Linked DNA regions of Mus musculus: region 2 is linked to region 1. Evidence: chromatin contacts called from ENCODE Hi-C data. All regions are on one chromosome and are shown on one strand. Each heading gives the region's core, a stretch centred on a gene start or an enhancer-like site at or near the end of the contact. The rest is flanking DNA. Distances are from core to core; before and after follow the strand shown.

Evidence for each region. Hi-C counts contacts between places; a loop is a spot of excess contacts on that map.
Region 2: a loop to region 1 is called in a map of heart, with 3 times the contacts of the local background. The contact joins the promoter of Prkacb here to the promoter of 2410004B18Rik in region 1. A Hi-C loop is called at or near these places in 1 of 37 maps with a recorded cell type or tissue (heart).

Annotation. Positions count from the first base shown.
Region 1 is chr3:145,936,528-145,940,304 of GRCm38, forward strand. It overlaps 2410004B18Rik (RIKEN cDNA 2410004B18 gene), which reads left to right and starts at 1,487. Exons shown (of 3, transcript NM_025555.5): 1 at 1,487-1,801; 2 at 2,371-2,569. The coding sequence starts at 1,532.
Region 2 is chr3:146,810,646-146,814,423 of GRCm38, forward strand. It overlaps Prkacb (protein kinase, cAMP dependent, catalytic, beta), which reads right to left and starts at 2,301. Exons shown (of 10, transcript NM_011100.4): 1 at 1,993-2,301. The coding sequence starts at 2,038. LOC115486180 (a long non-coding RNA gene) reads right to left here and starts at 1,985. Exons shown (of 2, transcript XR_003954577.1): 1 at 1,556-1,985.

The DNA.
Region 1 (3,777 bases), core at 237-2,736:
CACCAGAGGAGGGTATCAGATCCCATTGCAGATGGTTGTGAGCCACCATGTGGTTGCTGGGAATTGAACTCAGGACCTCTGGAAGAGCAGTCAGTGCTCTTAACCCCTGAGCCATCTCTCCAGCTCTCAAGTTTAAATTTTTAATGCTAGAGATTCTTTACCCCATCTAAGAGCCTTCTGCCAGCCCAGCATCTTGATGCTACTCTAAAGTTTCCTGGACATCCTGGGGTTTCACTTGTCCATGTACCTTCCCTATGGTTTTTCCCCAAACTCATTATATAAACAAGCACGGCCACGGGTGTCGGAGCCTTGTACATTCACCCCATTTCCACCACGCGCTGAGATTACAAATACACACCACCATGCCCAGTTTATATGGGTGCTGGTACTGGAACCCAGTACCAGGCAGCGAGCTCTGCCTCCTGAGCTGCACTGATTTGGTTCATGTTTCCGGAGGGTAACCGGAAGCTCTGAATGAGGACTCCTCTGGACCGCTCCTCGCCCATCTTCCCTTGGTTGGACTTATGCTATATTTGCTGCAGTAAACTGTAGCTATATACACGTGGTTACTCAGCTTTCAGCGGGTTCTACAATTTTGTCACATTACCAGGCTGGAGGGTGCGTGAGGGGACCCTGAATTTGCTAATGATGTCAGATCTGAGGATGATTTGGGTAACCCAGGACTTTGTACTTTGGGAACAATTGTATCTCTGTCAAGTCTAGGTACTTGGACGGAAGGAAGTTTTTCTAGAAACACTCAGACCTATTATCTCAGAAATTACAACCCAGCAATATTCCTTGATGTACTCCAGGGACGGTCACCAAAATAAATACTAGGAATATAAACCTGAACAAGGCAGTCTAGCCCGTTCCATTACCAGACTTCGTATTTTTCTGTAGAATTTAGCAGATAAGAATCAGACCAAATGGCAAGTTATTAATGACTATGTCACCTCTGACCAGGCATTTTTAACTGGGATCTAAATATTTACAATGGTACCAACTTGGGGTGGGGGGCTGTAAAATTTCACCATTGACCTCTAGTTTGTGGCAATACTCCGGTCTCATCTTCTCAAGTGCTGGGGTTAGAAGTGTGCGCCCCCACCCCCTGCTTGCTTGTTCTTACTGTTTGGTAGACAACGTCTCCTGCACTGTATTAGCTGTTAAGAAAGGACTTACATGCACCTCGCTGGCCCTCAAATTTGCCTAGGATTATAGGTATGCATGTTTGGTTTTTCTCTGCTTTAAATTACAAGCCCAGAGTGTGACTGTGGCCACTGATTTCCCTCCGGGTATCCTAAGGCTCCCGCTGCTTTTTCCCAGAGATCCTTAAGAAAAAACAAATAAATAACTTGCTTGAGGGCTGTGGAATCCCCGCCTCCAGCATCCTTCCAATCTCCGCCCATGAGTAGGAGCGCGGCTCCGCCGCTAGGGGGCGCAAATGGATAACTCGCCAGCCTGGGGGGCGGGATCAGCCGTGGCTTCCGGCTTCCGGCTTCCGGCCGAGAGAGGGTGGGAACCCGCGGCCGTCATGGCAGCCGAAGAGAAGGACCCGTTGAGCTACTTCGCGGCTTACGGGAGCAGCAGCTCCGACTCGTCGGATGAGAACAGCGAGCCGGAAGACGCGGGTCGCAAGGAGGCGGCCTCGGCTCCGACGACGGGCGGCCGCGGGAAGCAGGCGGAGAAGCGGCTGCCCGGCCCGGACGAGCTGTTCCGCAGCGTGACCCGCCCGGCCTTCCTCTACAACCCGCTCAACAAGCAGATCGACTGGGAGCGGCATGTGGTGAAAGCGCCGGAGGAGGTGAGATCCCCGGCCCCGCGGCCGCCCCGGGGCCCGACGCCCGCTTGCCCCTCCGCCCGCTCGCCCACCCCCGGCTCGCACTCAGCCCGCGCCGCGCCGCGCGTCCCCACGGCCCCGGGAGCCCGGGGGGTGTCAGCCCGGGCCCGCCCCTCCGCGCTCGGGGGTCCCAGCCGGGCGACGACTAACGGTGGTGACTCCCCGCCCCCCGCTGCAGCTTCTCCCCGAGACCCCTTCCCTTTGACGCCGAAGTGCCTGCGCTGCTGCCTCCAAGACAGCGTCTCTGCTGCAGCCTCCTGAAGGGGTCAGCCTGGCCGTAGTATCTGGGACTGCATCCTCCTTTGGTAACTAAAAGTTATTAGCTTTATTTATCCAGGGAACCCTTTGACTTTTTCACCTAACAGTGTTGTGATGTTGATGGAAAAAAAAAAGTGTCTTTTAAGCCTAAAGGATTTTAAAAAAGAAAGAAAGAGGAAAGTCAGCCAGAATGATGAGCAGGGAGGTGCATGCGCTCGTATCCATCGCGGGAACCTCGGTTCGTCACAGGGTTTCTTAATGTGCTTACTCGACAGCCTCCAAAGGAGTTCAAGATCTGGAAGTCCAACTGCGTGCCGCCCCCAGAGACCTACACTACTGAGAAGAAGCCGCCGCCGCCAGAGCTGGACATGGCGATCAAATGGTCGAATATCTATGAAGACAATGGAGACGATGCCCCACAGAACGCCAAGAAAGCCAGGCTTCTGCCTGAAGGGGAGGAGACAGTGGAATCAGGTAAGAGAGAGGAGTGTTGTTGTTTAAGATTTCAGCACTCAGAAAGAAGAAAATCCTTCCGGACAAGGTTTACAGCCTAGTGAGTTGGAAGGCTTGCCCAGAAATTGTCTTTGGATGCTAACGGTCTTTCGATCGTTCGGGTTTTTTGTTTTGTTTTGGGGGGAGACAAGGTCTATGTAACCTGAATGTTCTCGGAACTCATTATGTAGACCAGTCTCTTGAGTGAGGCCAGCCCAGCCTGTCTGTGCCTCAGTATCTCAGTGCTAGGACTGAAGGTGTGTGCCAGCAACCCACGTTTCCGCTCCGTTTGTAAGGATTCTGCCTGAAAGTAGTCTCAGAGGTCTCTGGGTATGATGCCTTATTAGAGCGGCGGGTGTGAACTCGCTCGCGGGTCCTTGTCCTGCATTTGTGACCCACTGAAGGCTTCGCTTCTGTTGAGACAGCAGTGCTTCAGCTAATCAGGGTTGCAGCGTGAAGCAGCTGTGTAGGAGCAGGCCTGGAGTGGTTTGATTTCCTTGCCTTGTTGGTAATCTCGTTTCTGTCGTGCCTAGACTGCTGCAGTAATCTCTTCCTGCAAATCTCTGTCTCCAACTGTAGCTAGTAGTGAGCTTCTACAGTTGATATCTGATTGTGTAACTGGCTTGCCCCCGAACCTCTACAAACTGAAGAGAGCTGGAGAGTTGTGTGACCCGTTCGGTCCCCCTCACCACCGTCATTTTGGGGCTCCATCCCAGCATTTTTATCTTGAAACTCAGACCTGGGTGGACCACACTGGGATGGGTTCTTGCTTTGGTGGGTATTGCCAATAGTCTGGACCGAATGCTTTAAACTCTTGGCTGGTAAAGCCATTCATCTTACAGAAACCAAAGTGGAAATTTTTCTAGTATTTCCTCTCCTTTACCTGGGATGTGCTAGTGCTGCTAACTTAGTTGTGTGTGGCTGCTTTTCACAAGGCCTTCTGCAATACAGTTTGTCAGGCAGCAAGCTCTGATCTGGTCCTGTGTGTGGCCTAGGTTACTCTAGTACATTGTGAGCACTCAGAGGCTGGCTGTTAGACTGAGCTCAGCGTTTTAGACTGTCGTTCTGAAAGCCGTTTGCTTTTTTGTTAAACAAATTTCTGATCTTCCAATACAAGGGCCAACCATAGAGAGAGATGTTTAAGAGAAGGGCTGCTACTGGCAGGAGTCTACACGCACTCTTTTGATCTG
Region 2 (3,778 bases), core at 1,051-3,550, 870 kb after region 1:
GACAGATTAATTAGTGATGCAGAGGTAGTCAGAGCCTCAGAGCTGTTCTTTACTCTCTCGTTGATAACATGATCTCAATTCTTGTTTCTTCAGGTCTGGCACTTGGTTGGGTCTTGAGTTAGGATGATTTCGTAGACTAAACTCTTAAGTGTATCTCTTAAAGTGTATTCTGTGTATCAAGAGAAATTTAAATGATTACATTTAAAATATGAGCCACAAATTTTCAGGAATAATTCATCTGAAAAGTACACAGAAGAGTTGGGGACAGAGTGGTAAGCCATGTTCTGTCATTACGTTTTATGACATTGTACCACTTCTTTGCTACAGAAGAGCACCAGCACACCTGGCTGACACTTCCCCCTGTGAGCCCTGAGAGCTGAGCCATGACCGTCTCCTATATCCCATGGGACATCTGCTGTCTTCTTTCGACACTTCACAATATTTTTCAAATGATTCTAATGTTCTTCAGTTTCTATAAATAAGTTCACACAAGACTTTGTCATAGCTGCTAGTTTAAATGCATATCGTCTAGGGGAAGTGTATAGACTGCTGGAGAGTGGACTATCATTAAAAATATAAGAACTGTGCAAGATAGCACTTGCTAAGAAAATTACTGGGCTGATCCAACTATCAAGCATATTTTCATAACACAATTAGCATACATTGTACAAGAGAAATAGGGGAAAAGCAATGTTACATGGATATAGTATTTTGTCATACTTCATTTTTTGTGAGTCTGTACAATTAGTTACTACATTTGCACAATTACTAAGATAACAAGGAAGTCCTAATTCTACATCGGCTTTTCAAGTTGTCACATGCTCACCAACAGTTTGCCCTGCTGTTCCATGCCCTGGAACGAACCTTATTGATGAAACATAACCCGTTAAATCTGACTGTTGTTTACATTCCACAAAAGCAATAGCTAGACTCTCTTCTGTCAACTCAACTCTGCTTTGTTCATGAGAATCAAAAGCTGTTTGCTTCAAGCTAATTACAAGATTGGCTTCATTCTTCTGTTATAAACACAGACACAATGGAAGACGTTACTTACAGTAACACGAACAAATTGTCAGACTTACTTCAAGGACTGAGATGTCATTAACCTATGGCAATGTAACAAAAGTCAGGGACCGTTCTCTAATTATTGTGAATTATAAATTATAATATGAGCCGAATAATGGCACACAATTTTCTCACAGCCTGTTACACAACACGCATATATGTGTATGCTTACATATAAAACCAAGTTGCTACACAGAAACTCAATTCCCACGACCCTTTTGTCTTGAAATTTTGTACACAGTACTGAACGTCTGAACTTTCAGCTCTCGGAAGAAAGCACTTCAACTCTGAAATGCCTCTAAGTTTTACAGGCATCCTGGAACATTCCTGGATGTCTAGAGTAAACGCAACGCTGTCTCACTTATTTTTCCTCGAATGGATAAAGTTGCTGCTTGTATTTATGTCTGCCATCTCTAATCTCTTGGGTGAAAGAAAGAGCCTTAGACACTAAGGGTTAACGTCACCTTTGGAGACCCTCACGGACACTCACCTTGTGAGAAAACTGATATACATCCAGGAGAAGGAGAAAAAGCCAAGTCAACCCAAACGTACTACCTGTGGCTCCCTTAAAGGAGGGTCTGGGTGTTGGGGGCTCTGGGAGAAAGAAGAGCTAAGGGTGCGATCACAAAAGGACCATATTTGGGGACGCGTTCCAGACCGTGGCAGCCCTCCTCGCTCTAGTAAGAAAGGGGATCACAGGGACCTCGCTGCCCGCCTTCCCTCTCTCCAGTGAGCCCCGGGGCTTGGCCCTCACCCCCGAGCCTTCGTGGGGGAGGGGACAGAGGAGGAGGCGGCCGGCCCCCGCGGCCACTGCAAGGCCCGGCCCGTGGCTCGCGCGCGGCCTTGGGGGGGACACCGGCCCAGGGCGCTGCACCGCGCGGCGGCCCATCCGGCGGGAACCCAGCCAGGGCCTTCGACTCGACTCACCGCTCTCCACTTCGCTGCCTTTCTTGGCGATCGCAGTGTTCCCCATGACCCGGGAGTCCGCAAGCAGGGATGACGGAGGGGAGGGGACCGGGGCCGTCCCGCCGCCCGCCCCGCAGTCGGCAGCAACTTTGGCTAGGCTTTGGCTAGGCTCCCGCAGACCCTAGAGCGCGGCGTCCGGCTGCACGGAGGGGCTGGGTGTCCGGGAGAGATGCTGAGAGCTCTCCGGCAGAGACCGGGACCGTGGCGGTGGCGGCGGTGGCGGCGGTGGCGGCGGCGGCAGCGGCGGCGCGCGGACACTCCCCCTTCCCGAGCCCGCCCTCCACGCGCGTCCCCGACACGGCGCGTCCCCAGGAGCCGCACACCCGGACTGCGACCTCCGCCTCTTTCCGGGCGGGCGCGCCGGAAGTGACGCGGTCAAGCCCCCCGGCGGGCGGGAGCCCCTCTGTGCAGGGTTGTAGCGGTAACTTATTGCTTGTTGCGTGGATGCTGGGCTTGGCCGCGGAGGCTAAGCTCGAAGTAGCGAGGGACGTGGGGACCGTTAGTTTGGAAGCACCCCAGATCCTTCCTCGGCCTGGCATCCGGTGCCCCAGAGCCGGGCGGGGGGCACAGTGCCAGGGCTCGGCCTGCTCCCGCATCCGTGTGGCCCGCGTTCCGCACGCCGTGGTTGCTCTCGCTTGATCTTCCTGCGTGGCTGCAGGGACGTGCGTGCGCCCCTCCGCGTCCTGCCGACCCTGCTGACCCTGAGGTCAGCGTTGGCCAGGAATGTCTTTTCTCAGCTCCCAGCTGTCATTGGAACTTCTTCCCTTCGCTCTTCTAGGTATTCTCCCAACACACCAGGTCAATCACCAACATTCTTGACAGCTTATCCCTTCCCGAGTTCCTTCTTCATGGTCTCACCTGATTGCCCTCACAAATTCTGTCAGGCTTTCTAAGGAGAGATATGGGAATGTGTTGCCTGTTTTACACAAGTACGTTATGTGCATCAACACAGTCACAAATTTCAAAATAAACGCATTCCCAATTGATTGTTGCGCTTCCATGCATCTGAGAGTACTTGAGCTTTTCCGTGAGGTTATTAGAAATTAATCACCTAGCCCTCTGGTAGTTTTTGTTCTGGTTTTTTTTTTTTTTTTTTTTTTTTTGAGCTTTTGCTATCTAAAAAAAAAGCATTCCAAATTTAGAACAGAAAGATTAACTTCTGGAAGGGCAGAGACCATGTAAGTTTATTTTGTGTCTGCAGCACAAACCACAGTTGGCGCGTAATGAACGGATGGTTGTTGGCTGCTAAGGAGATTTCCCAGAACATTTTAAAAGTTTTGTTATTGGGGAAAAAAAGTAGCGGTGAGTGGAAGATTCTAAACAGATTCATACTTCTATTATTGGCAATTATGTTAAATTACCAAGCATGTACACCAAGTATACTGCGTTCTAAGTGTTGTACAAATAGTAATTAGTTTCCTCATAAAGTCCCTATGCAAATGTGGCAAGACTATCATTGTTTTACTTAAGATCCACAGAGGCACAGAGACATTAAAGGACTTATCCAAAGCTAATTAGAAGACCTTGAAATGAAGAAGGTAAAGCCATACCATCTCAAAAAGCGCCAGAATGGTATATTTATTATTTCTATTTAAAATCAATTGAAAGGTTATAACTTCAGAATAGACCATTGGTGCTCTTTCATTTCAACAAGCCATATTGTGTGGGGAAAATGTCCTTTACATACCAAGATAAGAAAATAACCTTAGTCACCAGATACTATTAATTGGGGGATACCACGAACTGG